Regions from separate parts of the Homo sapiens genome. Here all the other regions are linked to region 1. Evidence: chromatin loops called from intact Hi-C (ENCODE). Cell type or tissue: heart right ventricle. All regions are shown on one strand. Each heading gives the region's core, and the rest is flanking DNA. Links, peaks and the distances in the headings are about the cores only.

What was found. A loop is a pair of places that touch in the nucleus more often than their neighbours do. Peaks named below come from ENCODE experiments on the same cell type or tissue, not always from the same donor. Only the 100,000 strongest peaks of a DNase experiment are listed, where the experiment ranks them.
Region 2: a loop joins it to region 1, with 2.4 times the contacts of the local background. A loop is called at or near these places in 20 of 110 quality-filtered maps.
Region 3: it touches region 1 in a loop (4-fold over the local background); 45 of 110 quality-filtered maps call a loop at or near these places.

What each region holds. Positions count from the first base shown.
Region 1 is chr1:218,334,042-218,344,494 of GRCh38, reverse strand. RRP15 (ribosomal RNA processing 15 homolog) reads right to left here. Exons shown (of 5, transcript NM_016052.4): 5 at 6,512-10,453. TGFB2-AS1 (TGFB2 antisense RNA 1) reads left to right here. Exons shown (of 3, transcript NR_046268.1): 3 at 33-299. It also overlaps the pseudogene RPS26P17. Among named protein-coding and RNA genes, the nearest start is that of TGFB2, 6.1 kb to the left of the region's middle. In heart right ventricle, for the core only: a CTCF peak has its summit at 5,054 (motif pointing left); no DNase peak of the experiment used is centred there.
Region 2 is chr1:218,668,164-218,678,616 of GRCh38, reverse strand. No RefSeq gene overlaps it. Among named protein-coding and RNA genes, the nearest start is that of LINC02869, 160 kb to the right of the region's middle. RefSeq lists a silencer at 3,996-4,290. In heart right ventricle, for the core only: a CTCF peak has its summit at 3,925; a DNase peak (open chromatin) is centred at 4,156; H3K4me3 peaks cover 722 bases; H3K27ac peaks cover 983 bases.
Region 3 is chr1:219,410,893-219,421,345 of GRCh38, reverse strand. It overlaps LOC107984018 (a long non-coding RNA gene), which reads left to right. Exons shown (of 3, transcript XR_002958460.2): 2 at 9,407-9,628. It also overlaps a transcript of LYPLAL1 not described here. Among named protein-coding and RNA genes, the nearest start is that of LYPLAL1-AS1, 140 kb to the left of the region's middle. RefSeq lists a silencer at 4,438-4,487. In heart right ventricle, for the core only: CTCF peaks have their summits at 4,326 and 4,527 (motif pointing right); a DNase peak (open chromatin) is centred at 4,555; H3K27ac peaks cover 1,571 bases.

The sequences.
Region 1 (10,453 bases), core at 873-8,872:
CACCTTCCCTTTTTCTTTTATTTTACCTTTAGTTACTCAAAGTCAACATTTTCATTTCGGCATGACTCTGCAGCCATACTGACCAGACAGATGATTTAAACTGGAAACTCTGTTGAATGTACTCCCAAACCCAAGATCTCTATACTGTTCTCTACTTCAGATGTTCCTGAGTTCAGAAAAGTCACAAAGAACTTTCTATCACTTTTGGAATTTATACTTCAGTTGTGTATGGGGCCTAGGTTATTAGTAGAGCACTGAATAAATAAAATAATAATAGCTAACATATACTACACTTAGTAATTTGATGTGTGTTGTGTATGGTCATTTAATCTTCACTATGAACCTATAAAGTGGGTCTTATTATCCATATCTGGCAGATGAGGAGACTGAGGTACAAAGAAGTTAAGTACTTTGTTCGAGACCACAGTAAGTGGTAGAGCTGGATTTTTGCAGTCAGGATCCACTATGTTCTTACCTACTATGTACTTCTGAGAAACAATGGTCCCAGAATATGTTCTGACAAACAGGAATTCTGGAGTCAAACAAGTTTGGGAGATACTGGGTACTCTCCTGTCCTCTTAGATTCCTCATTCTGGAACATTATCATGTTAAAGGCTCTGAAACTCCTGTAGAAGAGAAAACCTTTTCACTCTTTTAACCCAGCATTTTCCAAACTCCCTTGAATACAGAATTTTTTCCATTATCACACATTGAAAAACTCTGGAATAAAATAATTGTTCCAACCCACTTCTGAATAATTCTAAAAATTATGTATAAATCAGCACCAGCAGGTTCCTTTCCTTGATACCAGTTTTGAGTTGAAGCAAAGCTACCATCCCAGTAGCCCAAGAAAAAGATAATCAAGAGGCGCTACTGTCAGACTAGTAGTTTCATCCAGTTAGGTCCTCCCTCTGAGTTCAGTTTGAGAACTGCAGTAGGCTAGCTCTACAGATTGGACAAAAAGTGAATATTCTTACACCTGTGGCCATTATAGACACAGAGCAGGAGCTCCAAACCAGAGCTACTGAGAGAAGATGCTGCTGTGGAATATGGCTGGTTACCTGAATTAGCTATCACTGTATTTTGCTGAGGATACAGGTTCAGCTTCCACAAGCCAGTGAGCATCTTTCATGTTTATAGACAACCTTCTTGGTACAGACACTGATGCACCTTAAGTAGATTCAGATTAGAGTGTGGATAGAGTAGCAAAAGTTCATTTACATCACTTCTAGGAAAACAGCGCAAGCCATAAATTCTGATGGCCACCCCTCTTCCTGACATAGACATACACACTTTTGTTCATAATACTTAGTTTACTGAGTACCTATTGCTCACTTAACAACTCCTTAGACCTGAGACCCCTGACTTACTCATAAGAGGCTACTTTAATTTCCCCAAAGCCCAGGAGGGTAAGACGGGAGGTATTGGTAAAAGCTTCTGGAATGGGTAAGTGCAGTAAGTGAGTATAGCAGGAGAGGAGGAGCCCCTTTCCACCTCTCAAATGATCAGTTCTTTGAAGACCTAACCGGCAAGATTGCTAGAGCTGTCTCCCTGGTAACCGTAAATGAATCATTTCTTCTATTAAATGGCTCTTATAATGCCTTTTCATCTCTATATTTAATGGAGGTCTTATGTGCCGGGGTCTCTACAGTCTTCATGGTAAAAGGGTATTTAAATGATATACACCCATCTTGATTACTTCAAGGAGGCAGGAGAGCACAGTGGTTTAAAGGGCAGGCTCCAGTCATGGTTTTTTGGGTTCAGATTTCTGTCACTTTCTGGCTTTGTGATCCTGAACAAGTTACTCACTGACTCTGTGAGTTTCTTATCCTATCATGTCTTTATTTCTGTCAAGGAATTTATAATAAAAATATCTGGCCTTCTCTCTCTCTCTCTCTCGCTCTCTCTGAAAAGCCAGGAAAGAACCCAAGAAGAATTTGCTTCTAGTTCTGCCTCCTAGTAGTTTCTGTAGGCACATTTTAAATATTATGGTATTTTGCCCCCAGTAATTATAGGAGGGAAGGACAAGAAAATACACTTTTGGTGAATAAAATGCTAAATGACTATCAAAGTTCAGTTAAGCATTCACGATTAAAGTCTCTTATTAAAGCCCTCAAATGGAATCTTTTGTTTTGAAATTACAGAGGTAGAGAGTGGAGCTGTTTCCACTCTTAGCCATTCTCCACTCATCAATGGGTCTATTCACTTAAGTAATGTGGGATTTCTACAAGAGGCTGAAGAAAACAAAACTACTCATCCCTGTCCTGGAGTTTTACGCCTATGGATCATAGGTCCTTACTAACATTGACCAAAGCATAACTTCATTTGTAACAATTCTGGAAGCTTTCCAGAACGGTTTCAAGCATGAAAAATCAGGAGGTGAAAAAAAGAAATACATGGAACGACGGTAATTGATTACATTTCCCCCCAAATAGTGATACTTGATAAATGCAAAATAACCCTTTAATATGAAAATACACCAAAAGTCTTTTAAGATTTTATTTATAATTTTATATTTGATACCACTATTCAAGAACAATGTTTGGTCTATATCAATTTTGTCTCATGTTCTAGATGCATTTCTATAAACAGCTTTATTTCATTATTCTAGTTATGAATAATGAAACAGAAAGGTGGTTTCCTTACAAAAAATAATCCGATTATTATTTCCATTTGTATTTAAAGGTTAATCTAAGGAAGAAGTGTTAAGGAAAAATGAGGAAACAATGGGCGGGGAGGAAAATGGAAACAGGGTGGGTTTAAAGAGATCAGAGGTGGTAAAAGATAAAGAGATAGGACCAAGAAAAACCACAGCATATCAGCAGGTTGTGAGGCTTTAAAGAGATAAACTCATCACACTAATGATACACTGTGGGAACATTATCTCACCCTTTGGAATTATGATTAGTTGATTGATTACTGCTTGTGGCTTTTGGGCCACTCATAACTCTACAATTTTAGCTCTCCAGGAAAGTCTTTCTTTGGGAGGCAGTCTCACAGTGGCCTGTGCTATGTCATCCCTGTAGCTGCAGCCTCTGGTTTCTTGCCCCTGGTGAAATTCACCCACTAAGATAGCATTTAGTAACTGATATAAATAAATGAACATATGGTAATAGTTGGGACACAGCATAACGCTATGGATAAGTGCTTAACAAAATCCTAATGTTGACAAAAAGAAACCAGCAGCAGAATTTTCCTTATTTTTTAGGGCAGTACTTGACACTCACCTTTACAGAATCTCTACTCCTCCTTCATTTACTCTGTCACCACAGAAGTTCACAGATAGACTTCACAAAGCAAGAAACCAGAATGAGGTTGCTGGGGAGAAATGGAGAGAGTGTTTTGGCCAACTAAAAATAAACACAAAAGATGAGAAAGAAAAAGAGAAGGTGAGTGATAGAGAAAAATATGACTGTGTTCTCATAATTAAAATGAGTATAATATAACAAAAGTTTTTTTTTTTTTTTTAAAGATACATGGTCTTTAAATGAATTTATGTGTCTGTCATCATCTCAGTGGGCTTCATAGATTGGGTAAAATTCCAAATGTCTAAATTTCCACTGCCAAAATTACCAACCTACATTTCAAACAAATATGCCGTTCTGCTGCCTCGATTAGCCTGCAATTAAAAAAAAAATAAATAAATAAAAACCAAGGGTCAATAGTAATTGCATAAAAAAAGAAAACCTCAGTGTAGTTTATGATAGAGGGAAAAATTAGTAAATAAGTATTTTTAAAAGCCTAAGTATGTAAGTATTTTGAAAAGCACAGCTATATAGATGGTTATAATTTATAAAACGGGAGACTACAGACCACAAACTCTCACTGATGATTATTTGAAATCTTAGTAGAAAATAAAGTTCTCATAACTAGGGTAGCTACATCATTTGTCACACAAATCCAAACATTTTTTGCAGTAAAGAGGATGCCACTCATTGATACACTAAGACAACAGGGGTAAATCAGGACTCTCCCAGATAATTACCTTATTTAAAATGAAGCCACTTTAAATCTGTAAGAATACATCTGTTAGTCTTTCACCTTTTTTCGGTTACAGTGGTGATATTATATTTTGCATACTTCCAAGACCTTTTTTTTCCTTTGCCTATGCAGCATATTCTAAAAATCACCATCAGAGATACATTTTGAAAATGCTACTTGCACAATTTTAGCATTAATATAAACCTGCACTGCCACAAAAATGAACCCCCGAGAGGTGCTTGGTCAAGTTCTTTTGAGCTCCATGAAAGCAGTCTCCCACAGAGAAAGGTAGGAGAAGATAAATACAACAATAATGGGATTAACAAGCATTTTATGTATTCTTTGTATAGCCAGAGAAATTCATTTTTAAATTTTTGAAAATCAACAACAGAAAAAGAATCCCAAAGGTAAAAACGAGTTTGGCCCCCCTTCCCATTTTAGTGCCAGTACAGAAAAAAAAAGAACAGTGTTTCTGTTTGTTGTTTGATGCTTGCAGGTCACATAATAATGACTTTTCACATGTTGATCCTTCTTGTTTAGCACACAGTAACTGCTTCATAAAACCAGGGACACCAGGAAAGTTACTTTCACATAATTGAAGGGGCTGTTTCCTGTTAACGTGAAAATTTTTGTGATCAAGAATCCTACCATTTGTGGTTTCTCTTTAGATTTGTTACATCTATATGAGTCCTTTTAAGTAAAAAGGCAGTATCATTACTGTTCCAAGCAAATAGCACTATCTACCATAAGAAATAAATATATGCCAAAGAAATAAATCCAGAAATGGGTGTGTCATTGTGACCTGAAGAGACAAATAATTTTGCCTGCTGGGTTATTGGAGGTAACAAGTTTTTTGTATCTGTTTCTTTAAGAGGACTTTGTCTTACAATTTTAAGTTACTTAAGATCATTAAACAATAGACTATTATAAGGTCAATCTGGTTATTTAACCAGTTGTAACAATTAAATCTAATCAATGTCACACTTATACTGATTGTTCAGAAACTACATACTCGTGTGCTTGTAGGGAAAAAGGATTTTTATCAGTTGACTCAATGATAGCTGAAATCATGCCACCTAGAGGAAAGCTGTGGTATGTCTTAAAACTTCATACTGTTAAATTCATTAATGTATAATTTTGCATTGATTTGTTGTTACTGCACATCAAATAAAAATTAGTTTCACATAAATATTGTAAAACATGCATTTTTAGAAAAGATGCTAGATCAACAGCAATGGGATATCCTTAATTATCAAGTTTTAGTTACCTGTTATCTCCTAGGCAATAACATGATAAAAATCTAATCCTCATTTATAAAGCATAATTTGAATATCTAAATTCTTAATAGCAAAAATGTCAACCACTTACATTTATGAGTCATCTAATGTCATTAAGTAACAGAGCAGCAAATAGCCAATATATTGTATCTTAGGAATAAAAAACCAATAGCTGTATATAGTAAATTATTGGATACCACTTCAGTAGAGTAGTTCCATTTCTGCAGCATCCAGATAATTCAAATATAAAGTTTTAATTATCAGACATGCTCAGGCAAGACCTATAATGAATTATCCAGTAGCAAGTTACAGAATAAACTGACAACAACAGCCTGGGGTGATATGTTAACTCTAAATTGACACAGCCAGGAAAATTTTCACCTTCTGATTAACGGCATCTATTAATTTTTTTTAAGTACTATTTCCATTTTACTTTTCTCCAGAGGATAGTTTTGCTTCAGTCCTTAAAGACTCAGCTCCTTACATGAGCTTTGGTGCCAGCATCTGCAGGTCTAAATAGAAGTGGAGATGTTCAGTTCTTGCAGGCTTCCTGCTGTGAATGGCACAACTCACACAATAATGTAGCTTCACATACAGCTCGGGAAGCACATATGCATTGAAGACACTTGCTGCAGCCTCTACTGTGTTTTGAATAAAGAAATTCTTAATAGCCCTGTCCTTGGGCACACATGTGGCTGCCACCCTTTTTGGCATGATCATTGTTCCTTTTGTCACCTTGGAAGTGAGGACCCGAAAGAGCATGGCATCTACTACTACCTTCCATTGGCCATAGGTTTACGTCATGGTTAAATGAGACCAAAATACTGAATGCCCATTTTTCTTTCCAGAGAAGAGTTCAATTTCTAGAATCTAATTTTCTATAAGACATTAATATCTACAATGTGAGCAATCACTATTGTGTATAGCAGCTCTGTAACTCAAACCTGGATTGGACTATACTATCTGTGTGGCCTTGGGCAGGTTACTGAAACTTACTGCTTGTTTCCTCATCTGTATAATGGGGACAATAACAACATCTACCTAACAGGGTTATAAGGAAAAGGGTATGAATTAAGGGGCATTATGAAACCCTTAAATATTGTCTGGCATAAAATCAATATTGTTTAAATGTTTGCTATTATTATTACATGTTCTGTTCCAACTTTTACTTGAATAAGTGATAGAACTATGCAAAATAGGATGGTTAAAAACAAAATAGCAATGGCTTTTTTTAAAAATCAAGAAAACAGAGGTTCTCACTTAAAAATAAAGTTTTATTAATCAAAAGGCACAAGGAAACAGTGGACACATGGAAAGGGAGTCAAATTTTTTATGTTCAACATTCATTGCAGGGTAATTAGCAAAACTTAAAAGATAAAGTAGGATTCTAGCAAACAGGACTCTTCATACAGTCATCTAATACAGCTAATATCAATAATGCTCTATTAAACAGTATGTAGAGTTTGGATTCTAGAACAGAATAAGTAAGCAAAAAATAAAAACTGTTTTAGTGTCTCATTAAATGTCAGGATCATTTTTCTCAATATAAATATAAGGCCTGTCTTTTCAGACTGTCAAAAATTACATTCTTTAAAAAAAAGTCTTATTCTATTCACCTCATGCATTGTTGGCATTTAAGAAACTTATACTATCCATAATGTTTTTAATCTTACTTTTTCAGTTAACATATCATTGACACTGTGTTTTCATCAGTCTTCACAACCATCATTTTAAAAGGAATTGACAGAAGACTGGTGGTTCGATAGTTTATGTAAATGTCCTCATATCACTGAACTTGTAAGTTTTAAAAAATTTCTTGCTATTAAAAACAATTCTATATAATACTGTTCACACAGCATTTTCTGTCATCAGAATCTTTTCCTGAGGAAGGTTTCCAGAAGTAGAATTGCTGGGCCTCAATAAGCACCTACCACCTGTTAGACTTTAAATTTTTGTTGGGGGGAATTCTATCTAGAAAAGGAAGACTCAGAATTACATAGATGAGAAATGAATGGAAACCTATAGGTGCAGCACCTAATCCTCCAAATGCATAAGAGAGAACATCTCTTGACACGCTACTACATAACAGGCACTGTGCTAGATAGACACTGCATACATTAATCCAATCTTTACACCCTGAACTATATATTATTGTATCTGATTTACATGCTAGCCTTACAAAGGTTAAGAAACTTACACAAGGAAACAAAACTAGTAGGACTCAAAACTGAACTCTGAACTCAGTTGTGATTCCAAAATTATGCTGTCTCTCATCTAACAACGAACACTGGTATTTCTTAAAATGTCCAGTGTAAATATAACTTTACTGGTTATTAAGGAGTATATTTGGGAATCCTAGTAAGGACCAAGATACGGCAGTCATGTCTCATGCAATCTACCCTGGTGTTCCTGGCATTTGTAGAGAAGGATATCATCACATTGAACCTTTTGGACTTTGAGCTTTTATATTTATAATATACTTAAGAGAACCCAGTGTTGCTGTACAAAGACAAATATTATTGTGTAGAAACAGTCTTGATGTTATGCTTGGTACTTCTCAGTATTTCAGGGCAACTGCTGAGTCTGGCTGCTGCACTGTTTTCAGAGCTGATGTCAATCTATTGTTTATGTCCTGTCCATGGGAGGGATACATTTTTACCTAAGATTGAAGTCTGGTTCTGCAAATGCAAAGAGGCAACTGTCTGGTAGCCTGAGGGTGAATCAACAGCTGCAAGGCCACCCACGCATAGGGACACAGCTCTCAGCTGTCTCTCCATTTAGAGCCCCAGTTGGTCCTGACCTCTTACAAATTTGGTGTTTTCACTTTGATGTTTATGAACCGATTGCATTAAAAATGCAGGATAATGATTCAGGGTTAGAGAAACTATTATTTATACAAATGTGGTTAACACCTCATCATTTTAAATTGGCTGTGCTAATAATGCTCATTGTGCTCTTCAGGGTTTTGTGTGTGTGTGTGTGTGTGTTTTGCCTGAATCTGCAACCTACATTTGCTCTGGCAGTATGTTGAGTATATGCTAGAATAGAATGGACCTAGGCAACTCTAAGGTCCTACAACTAAATACACTTACTTAGGAAACCTCCTAAATAAGTAGGCCTCTAGATATAAGTGAAAAACATGGGAATTCACTCCTTACATGGTGGTATCTGTTGCTCCGGCAGTTCTCAAAATGTCCTTTTGGTGCATCATAAACCCATTCTTTTAGAGAACAACAAAAATATTTAAGGTTTGGTGCATTAATTCTGAAAGCCTCAGATGATAAATAATGCTAAAAAACCAAATGCTATTTGTTATTAACTAAGTGGCTTAACATTTAAGGACAATGGTTACCCTACAATACAAGTTAATTATAAAGAAACATATCTTTTTAAAAATATAAATACTGAAAAAAAAGTCAACAATAATTCAATCAATAAAATTTCACCAGTATTTGTATATGCCTAAATTATATCAATAAAAGTTTATGGAAAAAGCTTAAGACAGATTTACAATTCCCAAATTCACTGTTGTTTCATTAGACTAGATAGATGCTCTGTAGCTTTATTCTCTTCATAGTTGGGATAGACCCACTAGCCACGTGTAACTTTTAAAATTTAAAGTAATTAAGTAAAATTAAAAATTTAGTTCCTCTGTATCACAAGCCACACGTGAAATGCTCAGTAGTCACCTCTGCGAGTGGCTACCATATTGAACAGCACAGACATAAATTATTTCCATCATCAAAAAAAGTCCTATTGACAGCAATGATTTAGACTTTTAGTCCCTATAATTTTAATATAAAGTATTATGCCCACTCTTCTAACATATATCCTTGCTTGCCTTACTCAGTTGAAAACCAAAGAGTGTTTAACAGAAAGCTGAATATGTGCTCCTCCCACTGAAGGAGAGGGCAAAAAGGAGGGAGAAGAAAGGTGAGCAATGTTGGAACAGGTATTTTAAGAAAGCAAATTTAAATTTAAAAGGTTTACCGCATCTCTAGGTAAAAAGTCCTAAATACTAACTCCCTGAAATTATGTTCAGTAGACTAGGTAAAAAATATTAATATTGCTCTCTAAGCTAGAAAACACTCTAAATTTAGAGAATCTAAAATTATTTAAGAACTGTTAGAATATATCTTCCATCTATATAATTATGATTATTCATTCTAACTTAGCATTTTATTAAAACATTAATCACAATTCTAAATGTCTTGTCAACCACCTCAAACATTCTACTTCTAAATCTATTCACAGATTCCCTTGACTAATATGTTTAATCAAATTTCAGAAAAGCTCGCCCACTGAAAAAATTTACCAGGACTACCAGTGCTGCAACAGTCAGTAAGATTCAAATACCCAGCTGGCCAAAATTCAGACTCCTGTTTTCTTGGGGAAGGAGTGAGAGAGCTTTTTATAGGCACGAAGTAGTTCTCTCTCCTGTTTCCAAAATTTGCTCTCACTGCCAATTCACCTCAAATAGTCTTCATACCCATAATATCTACAGGGCTTATAGCGTCTATACCATATCAGTGACATGCAGAGTGGAGATAAATGTCAATCACATTGATCCTAATAGATGAATTTGAGGGAAGAACAGAATGAATTCTGCTTTGGTCAACTGGAAAAAATGTTTCCAAATAAAAACAAAGTTAACATTATCAATAAAGTATTGACAAATTATAATATTCACAGCTCTACATAAACTTCATCAGTCAACTTTCCTTGAAGTTAAATTCCTTCAAGTTAGCACATTAATGGAGACATAGAAGGAAATGGGAGGAAAACATAAGAGGTTTCCCAGAATTTATACGTCCCTTTCTTCACCCATCTGTTTTAAAAGGCAAAAAATATTTTATTTTAAAGAAATTGGATTGCCTTCAAATAGACCTTTGAGAACCTCCTACTGAGTGACTTTAGGCTCTAAGTACTAGTGGTAACCCTCTGAACTGTTCTATCCAAAGGGTTTCCAAGGTATATTTTGCAATCAATTGAATAATGTTTGAGCAATGCAGAATTCTAGGTAATTTGAAAATAAATTCAGTGCTCCAACTCCATTATAAAAAGTGCTAAACTACTAAGATAATTCTATTTTCAGTCCTAATCAGGTATTATCATTGGCTTTCAAATTCTGATGCTTAAAAATAACAACCAATGCTAAACTATGATAAATACTAAGAACATCAACCCCAGCCATC
Region 2 (10,453 bases), core at 739-8,738, 330 kb before region 1:
TTCCAAAAGAAGGTGTTGGTGACCTTATAGTAAACAGCTTCTGTAAAGTGAATGAGGAAATAAAAGGAGGAAGGTGTCTGTAAGAAGGCAAGAGAGAATGAGATCCAGAACAAACTATGAGATACTTGTCTTTAAAAGAAGTTACTTCTCTTCCGTTACAATGGGGGAGAGAGAGAGAGAGAGAGAGAGAGAGAGAGAGAGAGAGAGAGAGAGATGATAGGAGTGGTCTATTAAGCCCCGAGATTGGTGGGTAGAGATTGACGGAGAGCCCATCATAGTTCACCCACCTTCCCTGGAAAGTAGGAAATTGGGAAGTCAGGTTATCTTTTGGAAAGGGGAGATAATAGGTAAATAAATTTGAGGAACATGTATATTTTAAATGGCCACTGTGGAGAATGAAAGAGGAATCTGAAGGAAAACATAAGGATGGTTGAATTATTCTCTGCAGGATTGCTTTGTTTTGTTTTCCTTTTGATAAAAAGGCTATTGTTGAAGATGAGTTAATCTTTAGTAATGGTGGCTCAGCCTTCCCTGTGCACATTGTGGGAAACAGGGTCTTGAGAACGGAATTATGAAACTAATTTCGTGAGCACCCATGGAGCCATTGGTATATGTGTAGATAGAGGTGTAGATGTGCATAGGTGTATGTGTGAAGTGTAGGTATTCTTTCATACATCTAACCTTGCACATCCCACACTTTCCTATGAACACCCTTAACTAGTCTTTGCTACGCCCAATATGTACTTTCATTCATCCATCATCAGACAAACATTTCAAGCTCTTACATAGAACTATCTGTCTTTACCATCTATCCGGGGAAAAGCTCCATTTTGACTGCCTACACAGCAGTTTGTGCAATTATCCAATATGTTACAGAATATTGGTCTTATGATTACGTTCATATACATGGAAATGGAAAACAGGTGGTGATAATTAAAAACATGACTGAGATAAATGGAAACTTTTAGGTGTTCTGAGACTGCAGGTCTCTACCTGTATATGCTCATTAGTAAATGCATGTAGTCAAATGCAAAAAAAAAAAAAAAAGATGAAAAGGAGCTTCTGAAAATGTGTCCCACTAGGAGTAAGGAAGGGCTAGTCATGCAGGCTTAGAGGATTTCAGATTCATGCTTATAGTCTGAATAAGAAATGAGAAAAGGGCAGCAGGTTTTTCTTTCTTCCTTAGAACACTTTGATTCTGATCCCTCACATTTTTGAAATTCTCCAAAACTTATCTGAGCTGCTTCCGCCATTGTCTGTTTCCTCTCCATGTACCAGACAAATCCTCCAGCTGCCTGACAAAGCCTTTGGGTTCTCAGTTCAATGGCAGACTGTTGCCCGTTAAAGGGGAAAACCCTGCGTCTTAAACTTGAGGATTTTCGCAGGAGCATTTGTCCACGTGCACTGAACCCAAAGAGCTCGATTTAGCTGCTGAGTTTACAGCCACTGCGGCTATCCTTTCCCCAACCTCAGCCCAAACCATGTATGAGGCCAACCACAATTAGTTGTTTCTTTATACTGGGAAGACTCAACTTGTAATTTAGACAGGAATGGCCATCTAAAAGGAATTATTCTATGCTACTTTTTGTGCCTATCCTGATTCTGCTGCAGTTTTCCTCTAAATTTACAGGTACTTAATATTTTGGAAGGTCAAGCAGGAAGAATTTATCTCTGGGAAAAGTCTGCATGCTTCCACTTCAGCTCTAAGTTGTTTGAACAAAATGACTAAAAATAAGGACAAAAAATTCCCATGGTTAGATTTCAGTAAAATTACCATTAATTTTACTCACACAATTTAATTTATGAAATGATAGAGTTTATTCCAAGTTATTTTATAAAGAGAAAGGATAGAAGTAATATTAGACCAGTTAAAAATGAAATAACTACCCACTGATGCAAAATGGTCTAGTTAATGTAGTGTAAGTGTTGTTCTTCCTTGGTAGACAAGGGAAAGAAATAAGATGAGAGCACTCATGAGCAGATAAATCCATCTTTTTTTACCTTCTAACTACTTTCCAACCTGGAACACCTTTAAGAGAGAAACAGAGTGCTACAAATAATTATGCTCAAACAGCCTGTATAAACAGGGATGATCCCGGGCACACTAAGACATATTGTTTCCCTACCTCTCTAGGTCTGGGCCCTCTGTATCCAAGACTTTGCTGCTGGTCCATGGTGGCATTCTTCCCACCCTGTCTTCCATGGCAGAACCTCTTTCCTGGTGGCTAAACTAACTTGGACTACTGTTCAGCTTCCTAAAAGGAATAAATTTATCTACTTTGGCAATTGTAATGTTGGTCACCTTAATACATTTATCAACCCATGAAGATCTGGAGATATTAGCATGTTACTTTCAAATTTATTACTTTTATATTTTACACAAAATAGGGAGTTCAGTGCACAGACACAGTATGCAAACAAGTTTCCTGCATTCTTCCATGTCAGCTCTTCCAAACAGTATTGAGAAGTGTCTGATGAATGGATCTTTCTCCCCTATGTTCTAACTTATCAATAATTTTTAGAAAAAAAATGAAATTAGGCAGGTATTTAGAATCAAATGGTGCACAAAATACTTCACTTATTTTATTTATTTGATTGATTGACTCAATGGGCATTTAATAAGCACTTACTATGTGTCAAGTAAGTACTCTGCCAGAACTTTCAGTATTAAAATATATATAGTGTTATAAATATGGTCAGGTCAGGCATGTAAATCAGAAATTACAGTTCAGCATAAGTGCCATGAAATGGTATGCACAGAATGCATGGAGGGTCCTTGGAATTAATGGAAGATAGTAGGAGTGTAACACCTGGTGGGGCTGGTGGGGCTCTCAGGGACCCTAGAGTTGGTGATATTTAAACTGACCCTTAAAGGTACAGAGGCAGTTAATTAGCTTGAGGAAAGGGATCATTCCAAGGAATAGTGAAAGTGGGAGGCTAGGTAATACTGTTAGAATCTTAACAAGAGTGACTATGGAAAAAGTACTCCAGGGAAGTGGTGGAAAATTGGGGTGGAGACACAGATTTGAAAAAAAAAAAAGGAGAAAACACAAACTTCTGAGAAAACAAATCCAGAGAGCATGTTAGTACATCTTGGCTATGCTTCTATAATACCTGCAGATAAACAGGATGAGACAGGCTATGTAAGTAGTAGTCTTACCTCATTTTACAGATATAAAAGCTGAAAGTTAGAGGGGTAGGGTTTTCTAACTTTGTGAAGTAAAAATTATGCTCATCTTCAAGAGCTAAATTATGCTCTATAGGAAAACTGAAGGATAAAGAAGATAAGTTCATTTTGGTTTACGCAACCAAAAATAACTATTTTCTAAGTAGTCAGCCTCTGCAATTTTATAGATAGATAGATAGATAGATAGATAGATAGATAGATAGATAGATGATAGATATCTTTATATATAGATATATATCTTTATAGATAGACAGATGATAGATAGATATCTTTATATATATAGATATATATATCTTGATAGATAGATGATAGATATCTTTATATATATATCTTTATAGATAGACAGATGATAGATAGATGATAGATAGATAGATAGATAGATAGATAGATGATAGATGATAGATAGATGACAGATAGATGATAGATAGATAGATAGATAGATAGATAGATAGATAGATAGATAGATCGATCTTATTTGGGGAGCATATCATCTGTCTTGACTTTCTCCAGCCTCATAAAACCTGAATAACTGACAAACCTCTACTTCATTTTACAACATCTAGATGCAGAATAAATACACATACCACTCCAATTTAAAATGTTTTACCTCCCAAATGCAAATATTTTCAGTATCTCCTGTAAAAATATGACCTTGAGTTTTTAATTGTTGACTTGAAGACTTAGGATATTTCATATCGGCAGCAATTGAAAGAATGCTATTCATGTTAACCACAAGAGGCTTAAGAGAGTGAGCTAACTGCTGCATCCGCATTCTTGGAGCCGTCTGATAACAAAAGAGGCTGTTCCGCTGCTTGATGGCAGCAGGGGTCTGAGGGCTCTGGCTCTGGCTCTCTCACCGAGACTGTCAGGCAGAGAGGTGGGTCATGGGGCAGGGCTGGAGCTTCTGGACTCATCCATGACTTCTGACTTTGAGAACGAGGAACTCAGCGCCCACAGAGAATGAGATCAGCTGCTTTTAAGGACACTCTGGTTGTCAGGCTCAATGAACACCCACATTAGACATCGCTGGACAGGCAAGGAAAAGGACATGTGGTTCCTATGTTGTCTCCGAAATACTGACTCCACAGGGACACTTGTAGACATATTTTCCCAAAGGCCTTCCAAGGGAAAGAAGGCTGCTTGTTTTCCACAAGTTCGGTTAGTTTCAGGACACTATAACTTCCAAATAAAGTTACCTTCCCTCTGAATTCGAATTTGTTCTAAGGCACTGGGTTTCATATGTTCTTCAGACATTAAAAGTGTCTCCTCTAAGAGCACAACACATTTTTGTTCAGACAATTAAAGAAAAATACTTTAAGGGATTATTTTATTGTCTTTAAAGACCTCCAGGCTTTCAGAAATTGTATCTTTGAAGAAAATCTGTGTGTCCTGAGTTCCATACTATTCATGTACTCATGAGTATCCATGAGTCTTCAAATTTTGAGATACAGAATTCTTGTTGTGGCTGCAAAATGAAAGAAAAGCATAGCCTATCTTTTTTTTTTCTTTTTTTGCTCTATACTACATCAAAAAGCTTAGTTTATAGAGCCCCCAATATTTTATTGAACACCATTTTAATTAAAGTGGTCAAAGCAATTTGTATCATGAGGACACAGCAAAAATTGAGATGACCATGAATCATGTCACTTATCTATGACATTACCTTTAACCATAGATTTAAATCTATCTTTGGAGGTTTATCTTCAAAAATCTAACATAGAAAACATATACCCATAACCTCACTGACTGAACACTCGCTAATGTTATAACCAAGTTTAATAATTTTATGAAGATAAAGTCTATCTTTGTGAAAGTGTCATGAAATTTACCCATCATTAATATTAGACTGTCATTAATGCAAAATGAAAAGTTTTCATTTTAGGCCAATTTCACAGAAAAGGAAAGAAATTAAACCTCCTATTTTCTGTCTGAATTTGTATGTCCAGAATCCCTGCTCTGTTTTTGGTTATATTAATTTTATTGACTCTGACTAGCACCTAGGATGATTCACACCTACCTTTTGCTCCAGCAGCCTTTTGACCACCTTTGTACTGAAGATCAGTCCTTGGAAAGTAGCCTGCCTACCAAACCACTGGTAGTTATGGAAACCTGACTTATACGCACACTTTGGGGCTTACTTGCTCTAGATCTCAACCCACTTGGCCTGAGATACCAGCAGATTGACAGTTGCAGTTCGCCTGTCTCAAGGCTAATATTATTAACATATAGATGGAATTATTAATCCCATCTGTATTACAAATAGCATTTAGTTGATTCATATTTGAACCTCTGACTAATGACATAGATGAATTACATATCTCACCGTTACGATAAAATTTTTAACTTACTTCTTATCAATAAAGTGATGTCTCTTAATGATTATGTTAAGGATGAAATTAAACTATATATTTTTTACACATGAGGTTAGAGTTAGGGTGAGGGTTAAAGGATCTATTTAATAACAGGAAACTTTACGGCATATTAGATGCAAGATACACAAATTATAAAAGATAGATATCTCATCTGAACTTAAATACTTAATGCAAGTACCCTGTATTTTTAATTAATTTCCTTTTAATCATTTGCCTATATTGTCTCAAATATATTGTCAGCTGCTAGAAGACAGACTGTACCCTGCGCTTCTTGTTCTTTGCCTTGCACTTAACCAAGTATCTGCTCAGAGTGTGCACTCAGTACCTTGTATATGATATGCTTTATATTTACAGTTTCTGATTATAACAAAAATCAGCTGGGAAAGCAGGTATTGTGATATTTTTAGACACTCAGTGGGAGAGGTCGAGTGATTGCCTGGAGTCACATAATGTGTGGGTGATGAAGCCGGGATTCAAAAAGGTCTGTGTGTATCTCAAGGACTGACAGACCCCATGTGCCCCACTGGGTGCTCTTACCCCCAATAAGTTGAATCACCAATTAGAATGAGGCTGGAATACTGATAAATTTTTTTAAATACTTCCAATTTTAAATATTAAATTTTCTTTGATTATGGATTCCTCAAGACTATGGATACAGTTTAATCCTTGTGCATCTGGCTTATGAATAGAATGAACTAAAATCTTAAAAAGTCATTAATACCATTTCTATCAGTTAATCAGCATAGCAGAGATTATATTAAAATTTCTTAAACAGCTATGTTAAAATGTTAAAAAGAAATCAGAAAGCACTTGCTATGTATATTATTAGCACCTCTTATAAACACTATGTATAAACATGTTAAGGGAGATAGATTGGAAAGCAATTATAATTTACTCAGTTTGAGAATCTTGCTCTACACACTAATGCAAAGATCAAATCCATTTTCTTAATGTTGGATTTGGAGTTAACAACTGCAGTAGCATATGGACATTCACATGTGTAGATTAAGAACTATATCACTATACACCAGCACTTTTATTCTTTTCAAAACAGACAAGCTTCTGTTTCTTTTGTTCTTAAAGCTTTGACACTCATTCTATCTTGAATTTCCATCTGCACAAACAGAGTTTTTCTGTTTAGCCACGGTTAGGGATTCCTAGTGCCAAGTCCAAAACTCTACAGCGGGTTTGTCTAAACAACAGCTGTGCACGATGCCATCTTTCAGCAATAGTTTGTTCGCCATAAACTTATAATTATCTGCAGGTTATCAGATGTCCTCTTGGAGCAGGGCTGCCCTGGAAGCGTATGCACTAGCTAATTGCTTCTGAATTCTCTGCTCACTGTTTCCTTTACCCATCTGGAGGATCTTGTGGGAGTACACAAACAAAGCCCCTGGCTTCCCAGCAAGACCGTCAACACACCCTCTAGTCAGAGGTCACAAACTGGCCACCCTAGTGTGAATCTGGCTCCCAGATGGTTTTTGTTTAGTGGGCACAGCATTACAATTTTCTTGGCCCTCACTGAATACAATTGGTTCTATCCCCTAGATACTCAGGAAAATCAACTGGAAGCTTTTCATAAATATTTATGACTGATCTGGAATAGGATCTGGGCATCTGACTATTTTTCAATGTTTCCAGGAGATATTATTTTTTAACCATTTCACCTTTTATTTTAGATTCAGAGGGTACACATGTAAGTCTGTGATATGGTTATATTGCTTGATGCGGAGTTTGAGATACAAATGATCCCATCACACAGGTAGTGAGCATAGTACCCAACAGCTAGTTTTTCTATGCTCACTCTCCTCCCATCCCTTTTAGTAGTCCCCAGTGTTTATTGTTCTCATCTTCATGTCCATGAGTGCCAAATATTAAACTCCCACTTATAAGTTAGAAGATGCAATATTTGGTTTCCTGTTCCTGAGTTAATTTGCTTAGGATGATGGCCTCTAACTGAATTTGTGTTGCTGGAAAGGACATGATTTCATTCTTTTTTATGGCTGTATAGTATTCCATGGTGTACATGTACCACATGTTTTTTATCCAGTCCCATTGATGGACACATAGGTTGATTTCATGTCTTTGCTATGGTGAATAGTGCTACAATGAATGTACAAGTGCGTATATTTTTTTCATAGAATGACTTATTTTCTTTGGATATACACCCAGTAAAGAAATTGCTGGATCAAATTGTAGTTCTGTTTTTAGTTCTTAGAGAAATCTCCAAACTGCTTTCCACAGTGGATGAACTAATTTACATTACCGCCAATAGTATGTAAGCATTCTCTTTTTTTCTTCAGGAGATTTTAACGCCAGTCATGATTGAGAACCATTGCAGTCTACATTTAGAAAAGAACATCATCAACAACAAGGGTTTCTGATATAAACAACAAGATAAAGCTGAAAATATCTGAGGATGAAGACAGGTGCAGAAGCCACCCTGGCCCAGACTAATGATGGCTGAATAATTCCACATGGGGCATCTGGAAGAATCAAGAGAGACAGGGCATTGTTTAGAACCAGACACTCAGAGGCAATGTCTTAAAGGTGAGAACAAACAACAGAGCTAGACTTTCTCTGAGTCTGACTGACAGTGTCAAGGAATATATGGCCAGTTCTCTACAATGGAGACAGCACCAGGAGAGAAAGATCTCAGAACCAAGTGAGATGGAGTAGGACATTTACTGAAGAATAGAAAACCAGAATTAGGGAAGCAGAGATAAGACAAGGACCCAGTGGTGAGAAAAAAAGGCCAAAAAGGTAAGGAATCGGGCTGATGGAAGAAGTGGCTCGGCCAGGCGCGGTGGCTCACACCTGTAATCCCAGCACTTTGGGAGGCCGAGGCGGGTGGATCACGAGGTCAGAAGATCAAGACCATCCTGGCTAACACGGTGAAACCCTGTCTCTACTAAAGATACAAAAAATTAGCCGGGCATGATGGCACACACCTGTAGTCCCTGCTACTCAGGAGGCTGACGCAGGAGAATGGCGTGAACCCGGGAGGCGGAGCTTGCAGTGAGCCGAGATCGCGCCACTGCATTCCACCCTGGACAACAAAGCGAGCTCCGTCTCAAAAAAAAAAACATAAAACAAAAAGCAAAAAAAAACAAGTGGCTCAGGACTGAGGTGTAAATGATGAGGGTTTGATCATGCTGTGTATGTATTCTAGGAGTGGTTGTTGCCACTTAAAAAGGGATATAATTTGTGCAAAACATCTACAATCAGAATCAAGGCAACAAATCTGTTGCAATGGTTTAATATAAGCAGCAAAAAAGATGAACAGAACATCTGTTTCTATCAGAGACCTTTGTCTTCTGAATAGCTGCTCTTGAGACTGGTGTACTAGGTATCAGTAGTGGCAATTAATGAAGGCAACATGGAATAAGCAACAAGTTTTCCAGTAAATGGACAATGTAGCATCAGAAGTTAGATGCTGAGTCAGAAGGATGAAGTCACTCCATTGGAATCGCCATACCCAAGTCTAGACCTGAGCAATATCATGAAATCCTTCTGATGAAGAAAAGGGACCTGATTTGTTGGTTATTATTCCTATTGTTATATGGTCATGTTAGTTATCTATTGCAGCATAACAAGTCACCCCCAAAGTGTTGTACTTTAAATTAAAAATACGTATATTATGTCACAGAATCTTTGAGGAGCAGGGATCCAGGAGTGGCTTAGCTAGTGCTTCTGGCTTGGGTTATCTCATATGGTTGCACTCAAAGGTCTTGGCAAAGGCTGAAGTCATCCAAAGGCTTGAGTGGGATAAAGGATCTGCTCCTCAGCTTATTGCTGGCAGAGGCCTCAGTGCCCACCACGAGGGTCTCTCCATAGGGTTGCTCACAACATGGCAGCTGGCTTCCCCTAGGGAGAGAGACAGAGAGAGAAAGAAAAAGCATAACTAAGACAGATCTTTTATAACCTAACCTCTAAAGTAACCTACCATCATCCTTGCCGTATTATGTTGGTCACAGGCCAACACTGGTACAATGAGGGAGGAGTGATATAAATACCAGGGTATAAGTAACAGGAGGTAGGACTCCATCTCAGAGACTGGCTACCACATTGGTTATTGCTGTTATCTTTATTTATAATTTCTTTGGTGTCTCAAAAACATCCACATTGTAGAAATGAAGATACTAGGATTCTGAAAGACTTTTTTTGTTTGTTTGTTTTTGTTTTTTGGTTTTTGGTTTTTTTTTTGAGACGGAGTCTCGCTTTGTTGCCCAGGCTGCAGTGCAGTGGCGCGATCTCGGCTCACTGCAAGCTCTGCCTCCCAGGTTCACGCCATTCTCCTGCCTCAGCCTCCTGAGTAGCTGGGACTACAGGCGCCTGCCACCATGCCGGCTATTTTTTTGTATTTTTAGTAGAGACGGGGTTTCACCATGTTAGCCAGGATGGTCTCGATCTCCTGACCTCGTGATCCGCCCGTCTCAGCCTCCCAAAGTGCTGGGATTACAGGCGTGAGCCACCGCACCCGGCCTGAAAGACTTTGAACAAGGTCATGTTGCTGGTAAGTTGTTCTTAGTTGCTGGGGTTTTCTTGGTCACAGTGGCTTTGAACTCAATGACCAATCATAAATCTTCTTTTATTACTCAGTGGAAGTTCTACAAAACTGCAGTAGAATAAGAAAGACATGGACTGGAAGGTTTTCTCAATCTGCTTGAGCCTGGCCAGCATATCTGGCTTAAGCCCATTTACTTATAAGGAAATTTCCTTGGGCAATAAGGAAGCAGCTGGATTAAATCTTTTGTCCATGCCATAAATCAAAACTATTCTGTTGTCTCTACTGATTCTCAGAATAAGGCCTCCGGGTTTAAAACCTCACTCAGTCTTCTATCTGAATGAAATTTACAAATATGATTTAATGCTGTTTAAGCTCTAAGGAAGC
Region 3 (10,453 bases), core at 1,188-9,187, 1.1 Mb before region 1:
TTTCCTATAGTGAAGTCAATGACTTTTACCCTGAAAAACATGATGGGCCACTGGATTGGATAGCTAAAAATTCATTTTGTATTTATGTCACTTAACTCTGACAGTTCTGTAGCTGGATTGATTAGATGTCCCAACTAGTTAATAAATTGGGCCTAACTCTTTATGTCAAAATCATTATTAAAAGGTTACACTCAGTTCACCAAAGTTGTGAAATATTTCAGGTCATACTGGGAGGCATTTCTGGTTTATTGGCCATGTCAAATCTCAAGCAAATTGTTTACTTCTCACTTGAATTTTTATTTAAAAATCCAAATTTCACAACTGGTTCAGATTTCCCAGGAGTATTTGCTTAAAGTAGACTCCATTTAGAAATAACTGATATATTTCCAAATTAAAAGAACTAAGATGTAAGAATAAAAATTTCAGAATGGACTTAAATTACTGTTTTGAAAGAGCATGCTACATCTACTTATATGAAATTCACCTTTAAAAGTAATCCCTGAAGCTTAGAAAGCCAGAATTTATAGTAATGGGGTAGTTAGAAAAAAATTTTAAAAGATGCCATAGTAAGAAAAAATAAGTGGTTCTAATTATTATGCCTTTGTTTCTCCTGAAATGTGTTTTTCCATGATACTTCAATATTTATCTTGCAGGTGGTCAGCAATTTTATTACAAATGACAAATCCACTCATACAATGGCAGCATTACCAAATTATAAAACAAGTCACTGGAGAAAAAAAAAATTAGGCTATGTGTACGCTGCTCATGGGATTTGCAAAACCATCAGTGTATGAGCTGCTCTGAACTAAACGTTTGACTACAAAATTAAGGGGAATGAGTGGGTGATTTCTACTTTCCAAGGACAGCTTCCACCACTAGTTTACAAGCATATGGTAACTGAGAATATTCTTGATATTGCAATACAACGATGATCTTTTCTTAGGATTATGAAAAGGTAGAGGATGCAATCAAAATAGAGTGCAAATTATTCGGGTTAATATTTAAATTATAACCTTGGCTCACACAGCAGTATCCCCTCAAACCTTTTATTTGGTGAAATTAAATCTTGAATACTGTAATTCTGAATTTTCTGAATTTCAACAAGACTTTTCTGAAGCCTTTGGGGTAACAAATTAATATTTAACACTGTGAGTGACTTTCATCTATTACTTGGCATGGCTGTTCTTGGAGTTCACAAGTCAATTCCTTTCCTCAGGGGCTTTGCCCCAAGTCTTCCTGCCAAGATCTATGGTTCTTTCCCTGCTGAAAGTTACTCCTCTGTGAACTTTGCCCAAGTTCTGTAGATAATAAAGAATCAGGAAGAAGTGAAGATAGTTGTTCCCTTTCCCAAGCAAGGGGACCTGGTCCCTGTGGTTTTGGCACCAGCTTCAGGCCTACCAGGTAGTGCTCATGAGGATTTAGCATAGAAATTAAGAACTCTGACTACCACTTTTAGACTTTGGGAAGCTAGCTGTACACATATTTCCTTCCAGAGGCGCCTTAATTATACAATGAAGCCAAGATACTCCAGGTTGTTTACCTGTATCTGCCTTAATCTGCTATTGTTGGTGATGTCCTGGGACACCTGTGCAGAGGCTGGACCCCCTACCCCCACAGTCAGGACATAACAGGAGAGAACACCGCCCAGCCTCAGAGGGGAAACAGCCATAAACATCCCCTTGGTCCAGCTAATAATGTGTAAGCTAATGATGTGGAAGCTAAAGCACATTTGTCTCTCTCTCTCTCTCTCTGTGTGTGTGTGTGTGTGTGTGTGTGTGTGTGTGTGTGTGTGTGTGTTGGGCTAGGGCTCAGAAACCCAAAGAGGAACCAGAGCATGCACCAACTCTGATCTCTGAAGAGCACAAGCCAAATCATCAGCATTCCTTTTTCTCAATAATCAGGAAGAGGAGGTATCAAGGCCAGAATTTTCATTGAGAGATGATTGCCTGGCTCTGGTGTGGCTGACTACTCACCCATCATAGTCCTGAGAACTCTCTCCTGATCGCTGGCACAGGGACTCTGATGATGCAGAGACATGGCTGTAGAATTGGTTGAGGACCAACTGAACTTTCTGCCAGTTTTAAAATCCCTAAACAGTGGGAAGATGGTTTGGCAGTTTCTTAACAAAACTAAACATACTCTTAGCACATGAGCCAGCAATCACAATCACTCTTCTTGATACTTACCCTAAGGGGTTGAGAACTTATGTCCACACAGAAACCTGCCCATGGATGTTCACAGCAGCTTCAATTATAATTGCCAAAACTTGGAAGCCACCAAGGTGTCCTTCAGTAAGTGAATGGATACATAAACTGAAGTACATCCAGACAATGGAATATTATTCAGTGCTAAAAGGAAATGAGCTATCAAGCCAAGAAAAAAGAATGGGGAAAACATAAATGCATATTACTGAATAAAAGAAGCCAATTTGAAAAGGCTCCATGCTGTATGATTCCAACTATATGACATTCTAGCAAAGGCAAACTTTTTTAGAGATAATAAAATGATCCTGGGTTGCCAGGGGTGAGAGGAGATGGAGAGAGGAATGAACAGGCAGAGCACATAGGATTTTTGGAGCAGTGAAACTACTTTATATGTTACTATAATGATAGATGCATGGCATTAAACATTTGTCCAAACCCATAGGAAGTACAACACCAAGAGTGAATGCTAATGTAAACTGTGGATTTTGGGTGATATTGATGGATCAATGCAGGCTCAGCAGTCGTAACAAATGTACTACTCTGGTGGAGGTTGATAGCTGGGGAGGCTGAGCATGTGTAGAGGCAGGAAGTATAATGGAACTCTCTGTACTATCTGTTTGGTTTTGCTGTTAACCCAACACTGCTCTAAAAAATAGTCTGTTTTAAAATTTTTAGTCTTTAAACACAGAGTGAGGCAGAACCACTAGGATGGGCTAGAATCAGTGCTGGGAGGACTGGGAAGTTTCAAGTTTTCATTGGGCCTAGAGCCTAATGGAAATATCCACACGGGTAGGGTGGCTTTGTGTGTGGGAATTGCTACCCTTTATCTTTTATTTGTGAATGAGAGTTGTCCAACTCTGGACAGAGACCTAGGGTCCGTCCTCTCAGTGGGGGACATTGAAATGGGAAGTACATTCTCTTGGCTGAAACGAATTTACAAGCAAAGAAAATGGCAGGATAACTTTTTTCGAGGTTTTAACTTGTGGTTTGATCCCATTGTTTTTTTTTCTGATTCCAAATAGGTAAACCAGGCATTTTAGATTTTCATGTCCCAAAAATTCCTGCAGGAGAGAACGCAGTAGCTGATGAAATCAGGTCCTACTTGTTTTGTCAGCTGCAATTACTTAATTAAACCTATTAAGTATCCTGGGCAGGGGGAAGTTAAGGAAGAATATCCAAGAGCCAGTTGAAAAATGGAATTCTTGATATAGTAAGGGAGGAAAGGTCATGGCGCCCACTCAGTATCAGCACCTTGGTCCATTAAGCACTGCCCCATGGCAGTAGCCTGGATGCAGGGCAAGGCCCAGAGGGATGACTGCCCGACATGCCTTGGAAGGCTGCACTTTGCCGTATGATTCCTTGGCAGAGATTCCCTTGTTCCAATTATGGGACTGAGGTGGCAAAGCCACTGGTCATGAAAAGACTCTGCAGGATGGGACAAAGGACACACATTCCTAGTGTCCAGAAAGGAGTATTTAAAACTCTCAAGACTTTTATCAGACCCAGTAATAACTGAGATTGAACTGATTCAGGATTAGATTCACATTTATTTAGAAAAAAATATATACTATTTATAATGCATCAGTGGTTCTGGTTGCAAATTCTCATCCATAACATCTGCCTATACCATGGACAACCTTTTACAGAATGTTACACAGGGCCATTCCTTAGAATGATAGCCCTCAAAGATCTCAATTTTAAATGATCTTTGCTACCCGTGCATGACAAATGAGTCCATTGCCATTTTAAAAAACTATTTGCAGCTTTAACATAGACTGTTTTTCAAGTTTCTATTTTTCCTATCAAAGTTTTAAATTTTAGAGTATTGATTCAGTCCAATAATAATGATATTAGTAGTCAAGGTGGTTATACTAATAAGGCTGGCTCACAAAACAAAAACAATAGAAGACAATAGAAAAATTTCCTATACCAATGAATTCCAAATAATGTATGTAGACTCACTGCCCTCAAAGAGTAGAGAATAACTTCACTCCTTAAGTGTGGGCTGTGCACAGTAACTTCTTTCAAAGGATATAGTTTGGAAAGGGGGAAAAAAAGAGTAATATTTTGTCCAGAAATCTGATTGACACTATCTCAGCTATGTGTGCAGGTTAATAGTAATAAGTGACAAATCAATTTGGTAGTGCATGCTTTTAGTATAATGAGCTGAAAATGGCACTTTGCCTCTGTAGCCTTCTTCTTAAAATCCATAAGCCCAGGCTAATTGAGGTAAGAGACCAGCAGGACTTGTTTTCTGGTCACAACCTTGTGGACCAAAATAGGATCTGGTCCAGACAGGATGAAGAGAAAAAACCAGCAGCAACCAGCAGATGGCGACAAAAGGGATCCATAATTGCCCTTACTGCTCACTAGCATAAGGCACTCACACCAGTGCAATGACAGTTTACAAATGCCATGGCAATGACCTGGAAGTTACCACCCCTTTCTGTGAACACAATCCAGAAGTTATGGCCCCTTCCCTACAAAGTTCTAAATGACCCACCCCTCAATTTGCATTGATCAACCTCTTAATTTGCATACAATTAAAAGTGGGTTCACATGAGTATAAATAGAGTTGCAAAAAGCCCATATGTTGCTGACTCTGGGTGCAGTGTCTTTGAGTTGGCCCTACTCTACAAGGAGCAGTACCCTTCAATAGAAGATTGCTGTCTAACACCACCACCTCACTCTTGAATTCTTTACTAGGCAAAGCCAAGAACTCTCCTGGGCTGAGATCTGCCTGTCCTGCACCAAAATCATGAGAAAAACATTGGGCAAATCCCAGGTGAGGGACATTCTACAAAAATCCCTGAGCAGTACTCCTCAAAACTGTCATGGTCCTCAGAAACAAGGAAGGTCTGAGAAACTGTCACAACCAAGAGGAGTGTAAGGAGACAATAATTAAACCTATGTGGTATCCTGGAACAGAAAAAGAACATTAGGTAAAAACTAAGCATATCTGAATAAAATAAAAATTTTAGTTAATTATTAATATTGGTTCATTAGTTGTGACAAATGTACATTAATAACATGTTATTAGTAATAATAGGAGAAATTGAGTGTGGAGTATATGGGAACTCTATCATCTTCTCAGCTTTTCTGTAAATCTAAAACTACCTCAAAATTTTATTTTAAAAAATAGCAGAATTCATCAGAGCAAAATTCACCTGTCAAAACTGACGAAAAATGACTGTTGCCTTTAAAAGAAGAGAGAAGCGCTATGTGAAGACAGGCACACTGGGAGAAGACCATGCGGTGACAGGAAGAGATTGAAGTGATTCAGCTGCAAGCCAAGGGGCACTCAAGATTACTGGCCACTACCAAAATCTAGGAAGAGGCAGGGAAAGAATCTACTTCAAGTTCCAGAGGGAACATGGCCCTGCTGACAACTTGCCTTTGAATTTTTAAGACCCTAGAACTGGGAGACAAAAGATTTCTATTGTTTTAAGCCACACAGTTTATGCCATGGCAATGACCCGGAAGTTACTGACCCTTTCCTAGAAAGTTCTAAATAACTTGTCCCTCAATTTCCATTGAAGTGCAAGAGTTCATATTTCTCAAGTGTATGTGCTCACTAGTATTTTGCTTTGGTACCCTAAGAAACTAGTGCAAATGCTTGGTTTATGATGGCAATGTAAACCTCCGGTCACTGCAGAACTCAGTAGTGATTCTGCCTGTGATGGTGATTGATGATATTTTCACCTGAATAATTTTATACACTTGCCTTTCAGAATGTATCACTGCATTATTTATTCTTTTAAGTCCTCACACTTTTCATGAAAACATCTCTTCCAGGGATTTCTTCCTCTTGCTTCAATCTGGACAGTTTCCTCTGTAAACCTGCTCTACAGTCACCCCAGGACTCAGTTTCACTGATTTTGTGGGGGTTGAAACCACTGTTTCCTGGGTTCTATGTCTTTTTCTATTATTGTTTTTCTCTTTTGCTGGTACAAGTCTTCCAATAATTTCCTAACCAAGAGTGGTGACAGATAAAAGACTTTTGAAGTCTTTTCTCCCTAGGCATGTTGCATTGATGTTGCTGGTGAGAAGGCTGTTGGCATTCTTCTATTTATATGTCCTGTTTTTATTATTTTACTTTGGACATCTTTCCATTATTCTTGGTGTATTGAAGTATTGTAATAATGTGCCTTGCTGTGGTTATTTTTCTATTCATATGCTGGATACAACAAAGGTCTTTCAGCCTAGAGATGAGTGTTCTTTAATTCTGGGTCCCCCTGGTTTCTCATGCTGCTAATATTCATAGCGGTAGGACCCTTGCCTACCATAGCCTCAGTGCCTAGCACAGAACCCTCAGAATACTCAGCATTCATTAAATAATTATGGAATAAAGATGGAATCTGGAAAGAAAGGACTGTAGTGACTTTTGAATTGGTCCTTCAGATTTCTCTAAAGTTTTAATTCTGACAAGAAAACAAGAACAAATAGTGAAGCCCAGACTTGGAAAAAGTGACCTAGTCAGTACATGTATTAAAACCACGAAATAAAAGCGAGGAGGAGTCATATAAACTTAGGTAATGTAGTTCCAAAAGAGAAAAGCAAAATTTACTTCCACTAGAAGTGAAAATAGCTGACTTATTGATCACTTTCTTTTAAAATGAATACCATTGTCCCATGTTACAGTTGACTAAACTAAGGCTCAGAATGTTCAAATAACAACTAGGAAATGGCAGAGCTGGAATTTAAGTCCGGATATTTGCTCATTTATTTAACAAATATTTACTGAGGCTCCATTGAGTGCCAGTCAGTGTGCTAAAGCTATTGTAACTCTCAAACTCATGCCCTTTTCTTTATCCCTAATGTCACCAAGCAGTGCAAGTAACGGGAACTGGTATAGCTTAGTTACATAAAGTAATATAGGATTGGGTACCCATAAAGAGATAAAACTAAAACTTAATGCTGGCATTTATTGCAAAATGTAGGAGCAACAATCAAACCGAAATTCAGTGATAATGGGAAAAATCGAAAGGGCTAAGGAAATCTGGTCATTCTAGTTAGGGTCTTATCCAAACCCTGCTGCATTCATCCTTCCCCCTCAGCCATCCATCCTTCCCTCTGCATTCAACAATGCACTCAGTGGTGTCTGGGGGGCATATTAAAGATACTGAGAACTACTCAGTAAATGAAAATTGTATATATGGTTTTTAACTTATTTCTCAAGTGTATTTGCTTGCAGAAGTCTTTACCGTTTTTACAGATCACAATTTATATTATACTATAAACTTGTTTTGCAGAACACACTCTGGAAAGTATTCTTCTACCAAAGGTTACATAATATGATTGGATTGTGGGCTTGTGAGAACAGGGCTTGTGCTTCCAGTGCCTAGCACGTGGCCTGTGCCTGATCAGTTCTCAGTAACAAGTGAATTAATGAATGTGAGAATTGTGAGCACTTTGGCAGGGCTAATGGATATAAGTGGTTTTTATTTTTGTTTCTTTGTTTGCTTATTTTAAAGGGTAGGGAGCTGTCACAGAGCCCTTCAAATGACAACAGACAGCTGCTTACTTTCCCTAGTGCAAGCACTCAGGAAGAATTAGATTACATTCTCCTTCTTTGGGGGGTAACTTTTCTCTCAGGCCTCAGAGGTAATTCCAGCCACTAAAATAAATAGGAATTTCCCTTTCCCTACCAAAAGATATTAGGAGTTATCTGATTCTTAAAACACTGCTTTTGAAAGTAGCTATCCCAAATGGATTGAATTTGGAAGGTGTTTTGTTTATCTGGTACATGGATCAGTGGCAGTCCGAAAAGCCCATATGAAAGAAGATGAGGATCCCTTATCTGGATGGAATTTAATTAAAAATAAACAAAAAGATGGCTACCATTTTAGGATAGCATAGCCTCTTATGGCAATTTAATTTCCTTTCAAGAAAGAAGATGATATAAAATCTTTTCAGATGCCAGTGTAGTAAGGCATATTCTAAATCACATTATTATTCCCATGGGTGCTTCCTCTAGCCCCAACCTTCCATTTTTTTTTTCTTTGTCAAGAAATTTTTCTTCAACACATGAGTTCCATTAGCTGACTCAGTTACATCCTGCCTAGTATCTCTAAGTAGTTAATTTTGACCACACTAAGAGATGGAACTCTAAACCAACAATTCCAAAAATAGTTTCTTTGAAAACAAAGATGCAATCACAAATAGATTGGATTGAAAAGTCTCTTGATAATGTCTTATAGGGTTCCTTTTAAAAAAAGCAAATGTAATGAGCCAACTCATCATACCAGAGGTCTCATGAAGCAAACCAAAAAAATGCATTTATCTCTTTCGTTGTACTTAATGTAAATTCTTAGCGTGGAGACTTCATTTTGATTTGTCTTTGTTGTGCATCTTGCCTGTGTCGGTAACATTGGACTTACATGGCAGGCTCCCAAAGGACACTTCTCATTTCATATCACCATACAAGTGATAAGTAACAGTGTTCTTAGAGATGAGCTTTTCAATTAGAGGAGGTTCTATATGAATGTGAGAAAGGATATGGATTCTTCATGGTCATTTTAAAGACATTTTGAGGCACCTTCCTTTTATTCTCTCTGAGCAATAATAGCAGACATTTACCCATTAATGGAGCTTTTGCTGTGTGACAGGTATCATGCTATGCATCTGACTCACAGTATACCATTTACTCTTGATTATAAACTGTGAGGTACACACTATAGTTTCTACTATTTTAAAAATAGTAAAAACAATAGTATGTTTTGTAGAAATAGCATGATGGAGGGGTTATCGCCCAAAGTCATGAAGTTAAGGGAGGAAGTGCCAACATTAAACCAAGAAGAGAAACCACCAAATAAGGCTTGGTGCAGTGGCTCATACCTGTAATCTCAGCACTTTGGGAGGCCAAGGCAGGAGGATCATTGAGATCAGGAGTTTGAAACCAGCCTGGGCAACACAGTGAGATTGAGTCTCTACAAAAAATTAGCTGGGTATGGTGGTGTGTACCTGTTGGGGGGCTGAGACAAGAGGATCCCTTGAGCCCAGGAGTTTGAGGCTGCGGTGAGATAAGAAGGTGCCATCTCATTCTAGCCTGCCTGACAGAGTGACAGCTTGTCTCTTAAAACGACAACAACAAACAAACAAAAAAATGAAATAGGGAGTCTCTAACACTATACACAATACTTCTCCTAAGCACATTCCATTTGCAATATTATTCTAAATGTCATCCTCCAAATCTCTTGTAGAACGCAAAAGATTCTTCAAAATCAAACTGTGTCCGGAATTGGTGGGTTCTTGGTCTCACTGACTTCAAGAATGAAGCCACGGACCCTGGCGGTGAGTGTTACAGCTCTTAAGGTGGCGTTTCTGGAGTCTGTCCCTTCTGATGTTCAGATGTGTTCGGAGTTTCTTCCTTCTGGTGGGTTCGTGGTCTCGCTGGCTCAGGAGTGAAGCTGCAGATCTTCACGGTGAGTGTTACAGCTCGTAAAAGCAGCGTGGACCCAAAAACTGAGCAGTAGCAAGATTTATTGCAGAGCGAAAGAATAAAGCTTCCACAGTGGGGAAGGGGACCCGAGCGGGTTGCCAATGCTGGCTCGGGCAGCCTGCTTTTTATTCTCTTATCTGGCCCCACCCACATCCTGCTGATTGGTAGAGCCGAGTGGCCTGTTTTGTCAGGGCGCTTATTGGTGCGTTTACAATCCCTGAGCTAGATACAAAGGTTCTCCACCTCCCCATCAGATTAGTTAGATACAGAGTTTCCACACACAGGTTCTCCAAGGCCCCACCAGAGCAGCTAGATACAGTGTTGATTGGTGCATTCACAAACCCTGAGCTAGACACAGGGTGCTGATTGGTGTATTTACAAACCTTGAGCTAGATACAGAGTGCTGATTGGTGTCTTTACAATCCCTGAGCTAGACATAAAGACTCTCCACGTCCTCACCAGAGCAGCTAGATACAGAGTGTCGATTGGTGCACTGACAAACCTTGAGCTAAACACAGGGTGCTGATTGGTGTATTTACAATCCCTGAGCTAGATATAAAGACTCTCCACGTCCCCACCAGACTCAGGAGCCCAGCTGGCTTCACCTAGTGGATCCGGCACCGGGGCTGCAGGTGGAGCTGCCTGCCAGTCCTGTGCCGTGCGCTCGCATTCCTCAGCCCTTGGGTGGTTGATGGGACTGGGCGCCATGGAGCAGGGGGTGGCGCTCGTCGGGGAGGCTCGGGCCACACAGGAGCCCATGGAGTGGGTGGGAGGCTCAGGCATGGTGGGCTGCAGGTCCCGAGCCCTG